Regions from separate parts of the Homo sapiens genome. Here region 1 is linked to region 2. Evidence: chromatin loops called from intact Hi-C (ENCODE). Cell type or tissue: A673. All regions are shown on one strand. Links, peaks and the distances in the headings refer to the core of each region. The heading gives the core; the rest is flanking DNA.

Region 1 (2,920 bases), core at 171-2,670, 240 kb before region 2:
ATCGTTCAGCTCTCACTTATCAGTGAGAAGATGTGGCGTTTGGTTTTCTGTTTCTGTGTTAGTTTGCTGAGGTTAATGGCTTCCAACTCCATCCATGTCGCTGTGAAGGACATGGTATCATTCCTTTTTGTGGCTGCATAGTATTTCATGGTGTATATGTATCATATTTTCTTTATTTAGTCTACCATTGATGGGCATTTAGGTTGCTTCCATGTCTTTGCTATTGTGAATAGTCAAGCATTTATTCTTTTTTTTTTTTTTTTTGGAGACAGAGTTTCACTCTTGTTGCCCAGGCTGGAATGCAGTGACATGGTCTTGGCTGACTGCAACCTCTGCCTCCTGGGTTCAAGTGATTCTCCTGCCTCAGCCTCCTGAGTAGCTGGGATTACAGGCACCCGCCACCACGCCCGGCTAATTTTTGAATTTTTAGTAGAGACGGGGTTTCACCGTGTTGGCCAGGCTGGTCTCGAACTCCTGACCTCAAGCGATCTGCCCACTTCAGCCTCCCAAAGTGCTGGGATTACAGGCGTGAGCCACCTCGTCTGGCTGCATTTATTCTTATTTTGAATTTGGGACACTGTTGTTGGTGAATTCATAAAAACTGATAGTGATTTTCATAAGAAGTCAAGTCACCTTGAAGTTATGGATGTATAGAATTTACAGTATTGAGTATTGTATATTTTATCAATGTTTGTGAATCACGTGCTAATATTCTTTATCTCAGGTAGTGACACACCCAGAACCCCAGAATTGGCATAAAGATTATTTTAAGCTGAAGACACTTGAGATTCAATTGATACAGAAAGAAGCCTTCTCAGAGCTTCCTTTATCTGACTAGAAGCTGAAACTTCTGATAAATGAAGACCATCATAAATTCCCTCTTGAGGAAAGCTACTACCAGGAGAGAGACCAAGAGTAAATCTACCATAAATACCCCATGACCATGAGTTCAGAAAACCTACATAAACATATATTATCACAAAATGCCTTATTGCTCATTTGTTCTCCTAAAACCACATTTGTTTTTCCTAAAGGAACCTATTTGTTCATCCCATAGGAACATTTACTCCGTCTTCCCTTTCCTTACTAATTTAGGTATATAAGCCTCAAATTCTAACCATCCATTTCAGTAACTCATCTCTGAGCCCTCCTATGTACATGTAGTTCTTGTAAATAAACCCTTTTCTTTTACTAATCTATCTTTTGTGAGTTTAATTTACAAGCTCCCAGGCAAGAAACCTAAGCAGGTGGGAGAAAAGTTTTGTTTCATTTCCAGCCATCAGTTAACTGGTTAAAAATTTTTTTTACCAGCATATTACTCGGAGCAGTATTATTTAAATCTTAGTACAAATACCTGTTATGGTGTTCAATAAGTGGCAGTAAGCTTAAAAAATAAACCTACTTTTTTTTGAGGTATGATTTTGCTGCGGTTTGAACATGTCCCTCAAAAGTTAATGTGTTGGAAACAATTGCCATTGTTAACAGTATTAGTAAGTGGGGCCTTTAAGAGGTGGTTAGCCCTCATGAATGGATTAATGCCGTTATGGCTTAGTTATCACAGGAGTGGGCTCCTGATAAACAGATAAATTCAGTGTCATATACTCTGTCTATGCTTGCTTCTGCCCTCTGCCCTTCAACTTTGGTATTACCCTGATCAGATGCCAGAGCTGTGCTCTTGGACTTTTCAGCCACTTGAACTGTGAGCCACATAAACTTCTGTTCTTTGTAAATTACCCAGTGTGTGGTATTCTATTACAGTGACAGAAGATGAACTAAGACAAATTTACACACCATAAAGTCCACTTATTGTAAGTATACAATTTAAAGATTTTTAGTAAATTTGTAGAGTTGCAATCATTTTTACAAAAAGGTTTTAGAACATTTCCATCTCTCCACAAAAGACCCTTATTATCCATTCTCAGTCAATCCCTGCTCCTACTTCCAGCCCCAGGAATCCACTAATCTTTGTCTCCATAGATTTGCCTTTTCTAGACATTTTGTTAGGAGCAATGAATCCGTACCGGTCTGCAGTGACCTCAATTCTTACCTCCTTACAAGAAAGAATTTGACCGAGGGGCCTAAGGCAGAGTGAGAGACTGAGCCAAGTTTTTGAGCGGGAGTGAAAGTTCATTTAAATGCCTTAGAGCAGGAAAGAAAGGAAGTGAAGTACACTTGGAAGAAGGCCAAGCGGGTGACTTGAGAGATCTAGTGCGTGGTTTGACTTTGACTTGGGGTTTTATCTGTTGGCATGCTTCCAGGGAGTTGTGTCCCTTCTCCCCTGATTCTTCCCTTGGGGTGGGCTGTCCGCATGCACAGTGGCCTGCCAGCGCTTGGTAGGGGCCGCATGTGCAGTGTGTTTACCAAAACTGTGCACATGTTCACTTGAGGCATTCTTCCCTTACCAGTTGAGTGTTTCTAGAGGAAGGTCATATACCACTTAAACTCTGCCATTTTGTCTCTTAGTGTGCATGCTTGAGCCACTTGGCCAACTCCTGAGATCTTATTGGGAAGCTGCTGATCACCAATTTTAGGTGTTTCTATCTATAGGGAGACTGCCTTTCCCTGGCGCGGGCTGCGACAAATTATTACTTTAGAGAAGCAGTTTAACCACTGCCTGACCATGATCTTCTGATGGTTGCCCTCCTAAGGGGGACACTCTCCTGCCTTGTTCACGTCTGACTAAGTACCTACTGTAACAGTTTCATATCAGTGTAATCATGTAATATATGGTCTTTTGCACCTGGCTTCTTTTATTTAGCATAATGTTTTTGAAATTCATTTACTTTGTTTCTTATATCAGTAGTTTGTTCCTTTTTATTGCTGAATATTATTTCATTGTATTGTTTATCCATCTACCAGACCATGGACATTTGGATTGTTTTATGGTTTTGGCTATCACAAATAATGGCAATAGATTTTA
Region 2 (2,920 bases), core at 175-2,674:
TGATTTAAAGACCTGAATAGAACAAAAAGGCTGACCCTCCCCCAAGTAAGAGAGAACTCCTCTTGGCTGGCAGCTCTTAGACTTTTGGATTTACATTGGAATTAAACCATCAGTTCTCCTAGATCTCCAGCTTGCTGACTCACTCTGCAGATCTTGAGACTTAACAACATTTATAATCATCCTGTGGACCAATTCCTTATAACAAATAATCAATCAGTCACATCCTATTGGTTCTATTTCTCTGAAAACCCTGACCAATACATCACCTTCAAGCAAAAAGAGGAAATTTGAATTTAAAACTGAAAAGATTTTGTTTTCAAATATTTACATGCAATAAAGGGGGCTTAAATACAGTCTCAAAACCTGTAATTGCTGTTCCTGTAATTCAAGGTGATCAAGCAGTGGGCTTCTCTGGGCTTTTGTCCCATGATCATCGATTGTAGCCATGGTCCTAGCATTTATCCTGCCAATGTCCTTGCCCATAGAGGTGTCAGGGAAGAGAGTGGAGATGGATTAGCCATAACTCATATTCATTCCTTTCTGGAAAAATAACCCAAAGCATGTACCTTCCTGGTGGGAAAGTTGGGTTCTCCCATGTTGCCTTGCCCCATGTGGAAAGCACAGTGTGTCCATGCGATCCTTATACAACTATGCTGGCAGCCATTGTCCCTGGATGATAGACCATGCCTGCCCTATGAGCATCGGGGTTTTCCATTTGGTATGGAAGAAAGTAGGAAGCCCCAGTGCAACTCTAGGTCTCAAGCCATGTCTTCTACGTTTTTCTCAGAAGTCTTCTTTTGGAGGTTATGAGGATATTCCCCAGATTAATAAAATAGATACTTTGGAACCCAATCCATTATTAGTTCTCTGGATTGTACATTATTGGGCAGTGCCTTGGAAGTAAGACTGGTGACAGGCACAATCCTTTTCAAAATAATCAAAACCAAAAACAAAACATTCAAGAGCCAGATTTCTTTTTATACTGGAAATTTTGATCAGGATAACTGGGGTTGGGCCCAGTTCCTTCTTCGTGTGTATCAGTCTTGGCTTCTGGCTGCTCTAATGGTGGCAGAAGATCAGGTCTTCTGGAGCCCTAAGTGTAGAGATCACATGATTATAGATTGAAAGTCTTGTTCAAAATATATTTACAAGTTATTTTTGGTTCTTTTGCTAGTAAAACTCTCTTCCAATTTCCTTGGCTAGCTTCTGAATCAAAGAGAACCCTGGGAGGTATATTGAAAGTTTTCCATTTTAGAAATTAAAATATCTTATCTTCAGTAACGGCATTAAGTTCTATTTGCCATCAGAATTTTGCTGACTATAACTACATGCATGAGTCAATTGTTGGCATGCAGGTCTCAGGGCTGGTGGTGTTGCCTATAGGTATACAATGCAACTTGTGCACCAGTGGGTGGTAATGAAGGTGTTTATGGCCTTGACAAAGTTTGGAGCAAGTATGTTTGTGTGTATGTGTGAGTATGGGAGTTGGAAGATGAGAGAAAAGGAACAGAGAACTGTTTTCTCTCCAAGAGTAACAGACACTTACAAGAGCTTTACAGTTTCCGCAACACTTTCATGCATAATTATCTTAGTTAAACCTCACACTAAACATGCAAGTTAAAATTGCTATCCAGGATTGACAGGTGGACTGTTGAAACTCAGAGTTTGTTACTGGTATAAGATCACACAGCCAAGTGGTGCCAAAGTGTGCTTTAACCCATCCCGGTCCTCCAGTCTTTTAAAACAAGCCTGGGTTTCCTTGAATCAGCCCCAGGATGACATGGGCATCATATTACAGGAAATGTAATAATCAGGTCTAATTTGTTTCTTTTTCTGTTCGAGTCTTATAAACGTTGTCCTCAACTCTCAACTGATCTTTCAAGAGGTCAGAACAAATAAATAGCTGTCTCTGGATTACCTTGGCTGGGAACCCTGGGTCCAAAAAGATTCTTTACCGTAAACAGGTGAGAATCGAAGTGAAAAAATATTTATCTACAACATGGAACTGTTTTGGGGGAGTTTTAGTTATTTCTGGTGGACAAAATGGCATGACCTGCTGGCTAGAGGACAAGTTGATTTAAAGTACAAAGTTGTTCAGAAGTATGTTTTGTCTTGGCAGGTTATTTTCCTTGTAGATAAGCTTTCTTTAATATTTATTTATTCTTTCAGTGAACCATATTTAGTGCATGCAAGGTTGGACTGAGACAAATGTGTACCCTAAGAAGGCTAACAATTGGGTGCCTTTAAAAACCTATAGCCTTTAAATATTTGGTTAACACTTATTTACGGTGGCAGAGGGAAATTGCTTTTCCATTCCTAAACAGAGATATATAAAATGCACAGAACATAACATGTTAACTTATTTGAAGTTATCTCTTATTTTATAATTTTCCTATTGCTCATAGTTGAATAATAAAAAAGGCTAATATCTCTTGAGTGCTTATTATACGCTGGGTACTGATTTATTTATATTGCTTATCTAATCTCATGCTCATGACAATCTTGTGTGGTAAGCACCACTATTATCCCAAATTTCCAAATAATGAAACTGACACTTAGGTTTAATAAACATGCCCAGGGACACAAATGGCTCCTACCCGTAGAAATGGGATTTGAATGCCGCAGGTCTGACTATAGAGCCCATGACCTTCGTCGCTAGAACTCCATGCCCTTCTGTAGCACTAATCTCTCATGTTCACTGAGTGTGGAGATCACATGTCCATAGGTACAAAATCTTGTTCAAACTATGTTTGCAAGTTCGTCCTGGCTCTTTTGCCAATAAAACTCTTCCATTTTCTTTTGCTAGCTTCCAAATCAAAGAATACCTTGAGAGGCATATTAAAAGTTTTCCTTTTAGATGTTAAAATAAATACTTAATCTCCAGTAACAAGTTCTATTTGGTATCAGAATTTTGCTGATT

The links. Hi-C counts contacts between places; a loop is a spot of excess contacts. Peaks named below come from ENCODE experiments on the same cell type or tissue, not always from the same donor. Only the 100,000 strongest peaks of a DNase experiment are listed, where the experiment ranks them.
Region 1: a loop joins it to region 2, with 2.0 times the contacts of the local background. A loop is called at or near these places in 1 of 110 quality-filtered maps.

Annotation. Positions count from the first base shown.
Region 1 is chr13:36,813,946-36,816,865 of GRCh38, reverse strand. It overlaps LOC124903158 (a long non-coding RNA gene), which reads left to right. Exons shown (of 2, transcript XR_007063760.1): 2 at 725-1,195. Among named protein-coding and RNA genes, the nearest start is that of RFXAP, 3.8 kb to the left of the region's middle. In A673, for the core only: a CTCF peak has its summit at 1,648; a DNase peak (open chromatin) is centred at 2,165; H3K27ac peaks cover 353 bases.
Region 2 is chr13:36,572,553-36,575,472 of GRCh38, reverse strand. No RefSeq gene overlaps it. Among named protein-coding and RNA genes, the nearest start is that of SERTM1, 100 kb to the left of the region's middle. In A673, for the core only: no CTCF peak of the experiment used is centred there; a DNase peak (open chromatin) is centred at 1,712; H3K4me3 peaks cover 990 bases; H3K27ac peaks cover 1,886 bases.